2 separate regions of the Homo sapiens genome follow, and region 2 is linked to region 1. The links are chromatin loops, found by intact Hi-C in ENCODE. Cell type or tissue: heart left ventricle. All regions are shown on one strand. Links, peaks and the distances in the headings refer to the core of each region. The heading gives the core; the rest is flanking DNA. Region 1 overlaps LOC124901138 (a long non-coding RNA gene). Region 2 has its middle 12 kb from the start of LINC01863.

The links. Hi-C counts contacts between places; a loop is a spot of excess contacts. Peaks named below come from ENCODE experiments on the same cell type or tissue, not always from the same donor. Only the 100,000 strongest peaks of a DNase experiment are listed, where the experiment ranks them.
Region 2: it touches region 1 in a loop (3-fold over the local background); 25 of 110 quality-filtered maps call a loop at or near these places.

What each region holds. Positions count from the first base shown.
Region 1 is chr5:173,757,141-173,762,514 of GRCh38, reverse strand. It overlaps LOC124901138 (a long non-coding RNA gene), which reads left to right. Exons shown (of 2, transcript XR_007059060.1): 2 at 2,484-3,871. Among named protein-coding and RNA genes, the nearest start is that of LINC01484, 14 kb to the right of the region's middle. In heart left ventricle, for the core only: no CTCF peak of the experiment used is centred there; a DNase peak (open chromatin) is centred at 2,563.
Region 2 is chr5:173,627,704-173,633,077 of GRCh38, reverse strand. No RefSeq gene overlaps it. Among named protein-coding and RNA genes, the nearest start is that of LINC01863, 12 kb to the left of the region's middle. RefSeq lists enhancers at 1-147, 3,996-4,817. In heart left ventricle, for the core only: CTCF peaks have their summits at 2,992 and 3,191 (motif pointing left); no DNase peak of the experiment used is centred there.

The DNA.
Region 1 (5,374 bases), core at 1-5,000:
AAAGCCTGCCATATCACCACATGCTTAAAACTTCTCCCATGAGTCTACATTTCCTGAAGATAAAATCCAAATGCCTCAGCCTGACATCCAAGACGTCTTGTTACCTGATTCCTACCCACTTCTCTCCAACCTTATCTGCAGCCATTCCTGGAGACACAACCTGTGTTCCCTTCAAAGAGACACACCCACACCACTGACTGTTCAGAGGCTGTCTTCCTACCACCCCCCCGCAACCTTCGGACGTACTCCTATCTCTGCTGAACTCCCCTTTCCTTGATTCTATAACTCCAGTCCATCCTTCAAGCTCAGTCCTGGGCTCCCAGAGGGTCAGCCTGCACGGAGTGCCTCCTCTGGCATCTCTTATCACACTATGCCTGTCAATCTGTTTACAAGACTGACCTCCACTTTTCCTCATTAGGCTGCAACTTCTGAGGACTGATGCTAGGTCTTTATTTTGTTTTATTTTTATTTATTTATTTATTTTTTGAGATGGAGTCTCGCTCTATCACCCAGGGTGGAGTGCAGTGGTGCAATCTCGGCTCACTGCAATCTCTGCCTCCTGGGTTCAAGCAATTCTCCTGCCTCAGCCTCCCAAGTAGCTACAGGCATGCACCATCACACCAAGCTAATTTCCGTACTTTTTATAGAGACAGGATTTTACCATGTTGGCCAGGCTGGTCCCGAACTCCTGGCTTCAGGTGATCTGCCCACCTCGGCCTCCCAAAATGCTGGGATGAACCAGTGTGTCCAGCCTTGGTGCTGAGTGTTTTACTGTTTTTGTCTTTAGCACCCAGAACAGTGACTGACCCATGGCAAGAGCTAGTAAATGCATATTGGATGGATGTGAGGGGCAGATAGTGTTAAGAAGGTCTGTGGTTTCCTCTGGCTTTTTATTTTCCTGCCTTGGCCTTCCCTGCTTGAAGTCAGTTGAGGCTGTTCCCTGTGACAGCAGAAAGGAGACAAAAATGAGTCTTCGTTGGCTTTTCAGCTTTGAAGATGAGTTTCTCAGGAGATTGGAAAAAAATCATGGCTTAGCCAAAAAATGCTGGAGGAGGACATCATGAGCAAAGGCTCTCCCTGGGGGCCTGTGGACCAAGAGAACATTCCCAGGCTGATGTGGAAAGGTTATCACAGCAGGAGTGCTGAGACTGTCAGTGTCCTCGAGAAACTGATCTTTGTGCTCTGCTCTCTCGGCCAGGTGTCAGGGCAAAGACAAAAGTCCCTAGAGGCATGGCCCATGAAATCTCACAGCAGAAAGGAAGAGGGGGTGCCTAGGGATGAGGGAAGCGCCAAAGGAAGTGGCCACATAGTACATCTAGGAGACTCGGGGCTTACCTGCCTCATGGATCCTATGAGAAACAAGAGATAGAACAGTGATGACTGTGAGCCCCAGAATGTCACAGAAGCACAGAGTCACCTGACTGGAGACAGGTTGCAGACGGGAGCAAGGGACAGCTCCATGGTGGCCTGCATTGACCCATGACCCAGAATGATAAATGCCAGGGACAGGTGGCATGGGAGAGCAGGTGGCCATCCTTCTATCACCTTTGTATAACACGCAGAAATGCAATCTCTGGGAAAAGGAGGGGCAGATCAGCTGAGACTGATTTGTTACCTACCTGGGCTGAGTGGAGGCTCAAAATAGGAACTGAACTCAATTATGATAGAGATATTTCTATCTACCCCACACCTGAGTTTATGGACTGAAAATTATACCTTCTACAAGCACAGGACTGAACTCAGATGATAAAAAACAACATGCCCCAAACACACACATATTCAGAGCTGGGGCCTGGCCTGAAATAAGGTCCATCTCTTTCCTCCATTCTGACTGCCGGGGCAGTGCAGCATGACATGCCAAGAATCCGTGAACTAGATCCAAAGCCTCTCTGGTTGAGGATGACAACTACAGCTGAAGGTCCAAACACAGTTAACCATACAAGGAACGAGAGTTGAACAGTCAGGGCCCAGACTTCTGTTTGAAGGCAACCTTTTGGGGCTACCCAGTACTGAGTAGGGCTTCAGGCACCCCTCCTTCCTGTGACTCAGAAGCAGGGTGTCCAAGAAAGTCTTCTTGGAAAAAATGAGTTTGGGGATGAACTTTGAAAATGAGTAGAACTATGAAGGGAGAGAGGGAAGAGTCACCAGGAAAACAGAACTACACAAGCAAAGGCCCCACGGGAGGAGGAGTTGGGCTTGCTCATGGAAGGAAACAGGCCCCATGTCTGGAGCCTGGGAGTGGAGGTGGGTGGATGAGGCAGGACCTCGCTTGGCACTTCCAAAAGCCAATTGGCACCTCCCTGCCCCGAGTGATCCCTTCTTCTGATGTTCATGCCCATGTGGAATCCCCTCACTTGAGTTTGGGCTGGACCTAGTGACTTGCTTCTGATGAATGGAATAAAATAGAGAAGGATGCCCCTTCTGGGGTTTCGTTATAAAAGACTTCCATCTTGCTCCCATTCTCTGTCTTCCGTTCTCACTAGCTCATTCTGATGAAGCAAGCTGCCACGCTGTGAGCTGCACTATGGAAAGGCCCATGCTGCATGGCACTGAGGAGGCTCCAGCCAGCAGCCGATGAGGAGCTGGATCCTGCCAGCCGCCACGTGAGTGAGCTGGGAAGCAGATCCAACCCCATATCAGCACTGAGATGGTCACAGCCCCACGGACAGCCTGCTTGCAGCCTTGTGAGGGACCTTGAGCCTGAGGACCCAGCTAAGCCACACCCAGCTTCTCAACCCAGAGAAACAGTGAGATGATAAACTGAGCTGGCTTTTAAGCCACTAAGTTTTGGGGTAATTTGTGACACCGTAATGGATAATTAGTACAGCCAGTAACATAGGCAGATATGAGACAGTGCAAAATATTTTAGATTTTAGTGGTTATCCTTTGGGTTTTAGAGTTCTCCAGGTAGGTTCTCAACCTGGTACCCACATGTAATCCATCTGAGCTTCTGGTTCTGAACCTTCCTGATGCGTAAAATCTATGTATCATCTGAAGTTGGATGAAAACCGATGTTGCTTTATTAACATCGAGGTGGTAGGTGGGCAATGGGAGGTTGAAAACGTCGGGGACTAACCTCAACTGACAACCTATTGGACTCTGGCCCTTGCAGGATATTTTGCTGAGCGTTCAAGTATCTCACTGATCCTTAAGGGTATCCATGAATCCTGAGATGTGCAGTTAAGTAACTCACCCAGGAATAGCCAGCCAGCCAGAGGTGTGGCCAGGACCTTCCTGCAGCTCTGCCTCTGAGACCACCTGTATGCCACAGGGTTCTGACCTTACTCTCACCAGTGGCCCTTTCCAGAAACAGCTGGTCCACTGAGTGAGGACTGACGGTGGAGAAGGCAGAAAACCTGAGATACTTTATTGTTCCTGGGGAAATATGCCCAGGAAACCTTTCCAGGGAAGTTGAAGAAGCTGCATGTTGGCTATGGCAGAGGTGACATTCTGCCATTGCTCTCTACTAACAGAACCCCTATTATTACTGGGAGCGTCTACCTGCCCCATAAATTTCCCAGCCCCTCTTGCCATAGAGGGTACCCAATAAGATGTAAGTTGAAGTCATTGGGAGAAGCTTCCGGTAAAGATTTTTTAAAGTGCTGACTCATCTGAGAGGTGCCTCCTCTTGCACTGCTTGCCCCTTCTTGGTGCCAGGAATGTGGACATAATGGCTGGAGCTGCAGTAGCGTTTCATGACCATGCAGTGACCTTGACAGAGGAAGCCACTCTCTAAGGGTAGCAGAGCACAAAGATAGAGCCTTGTCTTCTTGGAAGGGATGACTGAGGAGCCATCATTCTAGCCTTTGACTTTTTGCATCAGGATTTATTTTATATGAGAGAAAAGAAAGTAAACTCTTTTGTTGTTTAAGCCACTGTTATCTGGGTTTTCTGTTACAGGTATCTGGTACCAGCCCTGAGTGATATACTTGCATTCTTAGTAAGGTGTTTAAGCAGGATTTGGGGATTTCATTTTTAAATGGCCAGGATCCCAGACTCTCAGAAAAAAAGTTCCCCTTCTCCCTCTCTTAGTTAAATAATTATTAGAGTGCTCTCCAGAATACAGGGACACTGAAATTTCCTGAGCACCTGCTCAAGGAAAAACCATACCCCACGCACTGTGCTCAAGTTGTATTCTTTGTACTTGCCTCACAGTGAATTTGTGAGATGGGATCACCAACCCATTTTATGGACGAGGAAATGGAAGTTGGACAGACTATACCACTGTTCAGGGAGACACAGCTAGAATCTGAACCCAGACCTCTCTGACTCCATGGCCCAGACTTTCTCTGTCTCCTGGGTCTAGAACTCTGTGTTCCGGTTTGGGCAGAAGGTGGGGCCAGTTGGACCATTCAGAGGGCCCTGGCTCAGGGTGCCATCCCTACCCCCAGATCTTCCACCTGCAGCCACAGGCAGAAGTCTTCTCCACTGCAAGGTGATAAAGCAGACAGCCCAGCTGGCCGTCCTCTCCTCACTCGCTGCCATCCTATTTAGTGGCCATCTGGCTTTCATCTCTGTGATTCTCGGACTGTCCCTCCTCGAGGTCCCTCTTAAAGAGGCAGACACACTGGCTTCAGTAAAGGACCTCCACTCCCAAGCCAATGCATCCCCAGCCTTTACCAGGACAAGCCTAACAAAGAAAAGGCCACACAACAGGGGTTTCTGGTAGCAACACAAGTCTATTTCAAACCTCGGATTAGAGTATCCGAAAGAATTACCTGTTCCAAGCAAACACGTTCCCACCCTCTGGCAGAAATGCGGTTGGAGCAGCCTGACGCCACGGCAGACTCCAAATACTCTCCACTGAAGCTTGCTTTATCCTGTTTGAAACTCCTCTGTCTGTCCCCAGAGAGTCTGGAAATACACTCTTTCTAGGAGCTGATGGAAAATTAACCCACATTATGAGAGAGCTAGTTGATGCTGCATTGGGGACAGGAAGGTCCATTTGAAAGGGGGAAAAAACAACAACAAAAAAAAAACATGTTCTTTGTAACCAGGACAAGGCTAACCATGCCTCCTCTCTATTGGTCCAAATCTATGCCAGCCTCCCACTGGCATCTGCGGGTGTGCTGAGAGCAAGCTATGGATTTCTATAGAGATTGTCACCATGGTACTAGGTATCTTATTCTGTTATGTCAAGAGGAAAAATAATCAAAAGGTCAAAGGAAGAAAATCTGCCAGAGGGCTTTTCTGTCTACAAATATTTATTAATGCTTTGGTGTGTTCCCGGCATCACATTAGATGCTAGCAATAGCAAGATAGGCCCAGAGAACTCACCTGTATTGCAAATCCACCGTGCGGCTATAACACAAGCCTAGCCACTGTTTATCCGTGATCCCATTTCTCTCTCATGGCAGCATTGAAAGGGCAACAG
Region 2 (5,374 bases), core at 230-5,229, 130 kb after region 1:
AAAGTTAGAGCTAATATTTTGGGAGCATCTCTATCTGCACCTTACTGCTTACCCAGGCATTGCCTTGTTGAATCCTAACAGCAGTCCTGTGAAGTAGGATTATCACCCCCAATTTTCAGGAGCAAACTTGGACGCCTCGCTCAACTTGTCGATTGAATCTCCTAAGTCGATTGAATCTCCTAAGTCCACGAATCTTGAGCGGAGCGGGGATCCAGGCTCAGGTCAGCATCCATGGCCTTCTGCCACATGCACTGTTTTGCTGTTGTGCCTAGGACATTTGCTTCTCCCTGGAGTGCTGAGGTCCCACATAATGAGCAAGATTGAGAGGAAAGGGAAGAAGAAAGGGCCGATACCAAAACCAGCTCAGGGTAGGGGACTGCAATAAAGGGGAAGAAGAGCAGGACATGAAAAGGCTGGTCCCTTCCCCATGGGAACAGGGAATTAGGGGAGAGAGTTTGGTACTATGATCATGACTGTTCTCCCTTCATCAGAATTAGAAGTACCTAGCCCTCCAATTCTAGATCTTCCCAAATTTCAGAACTTTGTTAAAGATGAACATTGTCAGGCTGGGTGCGGTGGCTCATGCCTGTAATCCCAACACTCTGGAAGGCCGAGGCAGGCAGATCACAAGATCAGGAGTTCGAGACCAGCCTGGCCAACATGGTGAAACCCCATCTCGACTAAAAATACAAAAATTAGCTAGGCGTGGTGTCAGGCGCCTGTAATCCCAGCTACTTGGGAGGCTGAGGCAGGAGAATCTCTTGAACCCGAGAGGCAGAGGTTGCAGTGAGCTGAGATCACGCCACTGCACTCCAGCCTGGGCGACAGAGTGAGACTCTGTCTCAAAAAAAAAAAAAAAAAAAAAGATGAACATTGTCTGTGGAGCCTCCCTCCAGCCCATACTGAGCCTGATCTCTGCCAGCATTTAGAGCCTGTGCTTCAATCACTCACAGCGTGTACTGTGGTCTGTCTCAGGTGTCTTGGGGTAGAAAATTCCCATTCGATAGGCGGTCTCCATTGAGATAGGAAGTTGCTAAGAGGGAGGACATTGTCCTACTCATTCCTTTCTTGTTCCTCACAGAACTCAGAAGACTAGTGAAAATAGATATGGGCCCAAATAAATACTTGTATTGTATTGTACTTGTATTGTACAAAAAACTGTTCCCATTTTATACAGAAAAACAGAGGCAATGGCAACTCCTATCAATTAGGTCAGTGGCTCTGGGCTTATCCGATTTTCCTTTAACATCAAATCTCCTGATCACTACTAAATCACAAATCAAAAGCCAAGTAAATCTGGATTGATTTTAAAAGGAGGAGAAGGCAGAGAGAAAGAGAGGGAGGAAGGAGAGAGAAGGAATGAAGAGGAAGATGAGGTGGGAGGAAGGGGAGGAAGAAGAATAGGAGGAGGGAAGAGTTGCGGTGAGGGATGAGGAAGAGAGTGGAGAAGATGAGGACTGGGAGGAGGAGAGGGGAGGAGGAAGATGGGGAAGAGATCGTGAGATGGAAGAGGAAGAAGGAGGAGATAAGGAGGAGGGGGGTAGGAGATGAGGAGGAGGGGGTAGGAGATGAGGAGGAGGGGGGTAGGAGATGAGGAGGAGGGGGTAGGAGATGAGGAGGAGGGGGATAGGAGATGAGGAGGAGGAGGGGGGTAGGAGATGAGGAGGAGAAGGGGGGTAGGATATGAGGAGGAGAAGGGGGGTAGGAGATGAGGAGGAGAAGGGGGGTAGGAGATGAGGAGGAGGAGGGGGGTAGGAGATGAGGAGGAGAAGGGGGGTAGGAGATGAGGAGGAGGAGGGGGGTAGGAGATGAAGGGAGGGAGGAGGGAGGACTTGAGGAGAAAAAGAAGGGGGCAGTGGGGGAGAGGAGGAGAGGAAGGAGAGGAGGATTTTGCTCTGGAATGGGGCACAGCTTAAAACTGAAAGTGGGTACAAAATCGGATTGGAGACAGAAATAGCACTCTTTTCTCCAACATGAATTCTATGTTTCCTAATCTAAAAAGGGATTGTTCTGCCACGCAAACCTCCTCTTCTGTGCCTGCCTCACCATGATGCAGGTATATTGACTTCATCAAATGCGGAAGCCTAACTCGCTGTAGAATGAACTACATCAGAAACTCTGCCAGGTTAATCTTGACAGAAATCTGGCGACAAGGTCAAATCTTGAAGCAAAACAAAACAGACAGCCCAGGAATGTGCAGCCCAGCCATCCCTCACTTGGCACAGTGCAGGCAGTCACTGTGAGGGGCTTCCGGTGTGTGGGTGGGAGTGCTTTACTTCCAGGCAATGCCAAACAAGCAGGGTGCTTATCCTTGGGCCCCCAGTGCCCACCACAGTGCCTGACACAGAAGAAGCTCCACAAACATGTCATCTGTTCTCATTTTTGTGTTTACAAACACAGTAAACAGACCACTACATTTAACAACTTTCGTTATGTCAAGATTCGCCAACGAGTCTCAATACTAGCCAGACAGACTTTCTCCACAACATCGTTTTCATATTGATTTATTTTGGCAGTTATTGTTAATAATGAATTTCATATATGATACAGGCATTCTGGGAATGCATCAGTGCCCTTCAAAATGGTGTTTTATGATTCTGATCTTAGCTGAGCCATTCATCTCTGTACCGTCGGATCCAGTTTGGCCACTCCTGGATCTGGAACATAAGCCCCATGCTTTGTTTCTGTCTTTTCTGTCACTTGTCATGGTTTAGAATTATGTATTTGTAGGTTGATTTGTTCTGTGTCTGTTCACCCCCCTAGAAATACAGATGTCCATGAGGGCCAGAATCATTTCTGCTTTGGGCGCCACAGAGTCCTCCATCTTTAGTATATAACCCTGTGCTGATATAATGTATGGCACATCATAGAAGCTTGACAAACATTTACTGAGTGAATGTATGAGGCTGGATTCAATGCCTCTTAACTTCTTAGCTCCCTTTCAATGGGGAGAATCTCAAGCTCCATAACACAGGGAGCTCTTGGCTGTCTGACCCCAAGGGTGCAGTGCTTTGTGAACTGGCTGGTCATGCTATCACAGTCTTAGGACTCCAGATTCCACCCCTAGGGTGGCTGCAGGGCCTATGGCACAGCTTGGACCAGGGGCATCTTGGCTGAGAGGGTGGACTCAGCCTGGGGGGATGGAGGACCGGCCCACCATGGAGCTCTCCTGATACTGCCCCCATCAGGCCAAGCCTGGGAAGAGCATCTCTGACTCCAGTAGGTCCCTGGCTGCTATAGCAGCATGTGCTCCATGCCAGGGCAGGTGTGTGGGGAGCAGCAGGGGGTCTACTCCTCCATGCAGGGGTAACCCTGAGGTTGGGGGAGACATGCACTTCTGAGAAGGTGGGCCACACATAATAATGCTGAGTTAGGTATTGCTGCATCACTGTTCTGCAAGACCTGCCCTGTCATGCAGAGTTGCAGCATGTGCAAGGCAAAGAGGGGGCCAGATCCAGCCTCCAAGGAGAGGTTGGTGAGAGCCAGTGACACCCAGCACACATTCTGGGCTCCAGCCCCAATCCTCCAGGCCGACTTCCTGCTTTTCCTGTTCCCAACACTGTGAAATAACCTCTCCAGTGGCTCCCCAGAATTCTTAGAATGCAACCTGAACTCCCGCAAGGCCTCCCCCTGCAGCCATCCTCGTCCCCGCTGCCCCTCGGTCAGGCCAGGCTTGTTCCCATCTCCAAGCCTTTGCTATTGTTCCCTACCTTGGGACCCTCTTCCTGCCTTGTAGGTCTAAGTGTACCCAGCTCCTTCTTGTTATTTAGGTCTTAGCTCAAATGTCACCTCCCAAGAGAGGCCTCCTCTGATCATCAACTTATCTGCACCCAAAATGATTTTGATCTTGATTTTGCATGTTTGCTTTTTTGTTTGTTGCTTGCTTGCTGGCTAAGCTCCAAGTACTGAAACTGTGCTACCTTTTACTTACTCTTCTTGCCCTACCCCCTAGCACAGGGTAGCACGTGGAAGGCATTAGATAAGTATTTGTATGAATGAGTGAGTGAGTGAAGGCTCAGTTAAATAGCGAGGGCCAACACAGCTTCCCAGGGTCCATTCAATACCAGGCCTGTCCAGCAATGAGACTAATTCCAAGATGCATGGGGACTGAGCATTGACTATATGACAAGCACTTTACATGTAAGACTTTATTTAATCTGCCAGCCCCCCCAGTGAGCTACCACCACGGGGAATCCCATTTTACAGATAACTCACTCAAGGTCTCTTGGCTAAGACATCACAGAGCTGGGACTCCAACCTCATTCCGCCTGTCCCTGGAGACTGAGCGAGGGCTCAAATGCCTCTCTCTCCTGCGACCCCTGCACATCACAAGATCCATCTGTAAGTCCATGCCCGAACAGGGCAAAGGCAGGAAAAAGGGCTCCCTGAATGCAGCTGGTCCTATCCCTTTGTCCAACAGGTATCTGCCAGCCCCTTGCTCTGTGTGGGTCCCGAGGCCAAGGGCTGGAACACAGACAGCAACAAGGCTGAGCCTTACCCTCCTGAGCTCAGGGACCCATATCACATTGAGCCACACTGCAGTGGTCTTCTAGAACATTTTTCCTTAATTAAGGGCAATTAAAATTCCTTGGGTTTTGAGGATTTCTTAAAATTCCTTGGGGGCGTGGACGATGTCTGAATTCAGGGGAGACACATGAGATGGGGGGAGGAAAGCCAGCTGGCTAGGTAGACTGGCCTCCCAGGGCTTGCCCCAGTTTGAAGTCACTTCCTCTCCCAAATTCCAACTCTCCAGCTTTCCGGCCCCTAGCTCTGAACCCAGGCTGAGGGCCAGAGGGCACTGGTGTGGGGAAATGTGCCTGCTCAGCATTTTGTAGCAGGTCTGGGAGTAAAGGCATCAGGGCTTCTGCTGAGACACTGGAATTTTTCAGTTTAAAGCCCGAAGTTCACTCTTTCTTTCTCTCTCCCTTTCATTCATTCATTCCTGGCAAACTGCGCATTCTCTCCTCCTCCCACTGCGAATCCCATTGTCATTCCAGCAGCATTTCAACCCACTGCAGGCGAAGTGGAGGCTCTCTCTCTTCCAGATTTCTCTGTCGAATTGCTGGCAAGGACAAAGCCGTTAGGAGCAAGATTCGGTAACTAGCTTTTTAATTTCATGGCTGGAGGTTGTCAGGACAGTACAGAGAAAATTGCCAACGATTCAGAGAGCGGCCCATGAATCTGGGGCAGAGCAGGAGAGAACAAGGGAGCGCTTCAGCTGGGGGTGAGGTGTTGGCAGCCACTTGGATGAGAAAGTTCTCTTCTTCCGAATTTCTTTGGTTCAGATCCGCGTTCATTTAAAAAGATCAATTCAGCAATTTTTCACCCTTCCTCAATAAAGCATTTTAGACAGCGGAGAAAGAAAAGGAGAAGG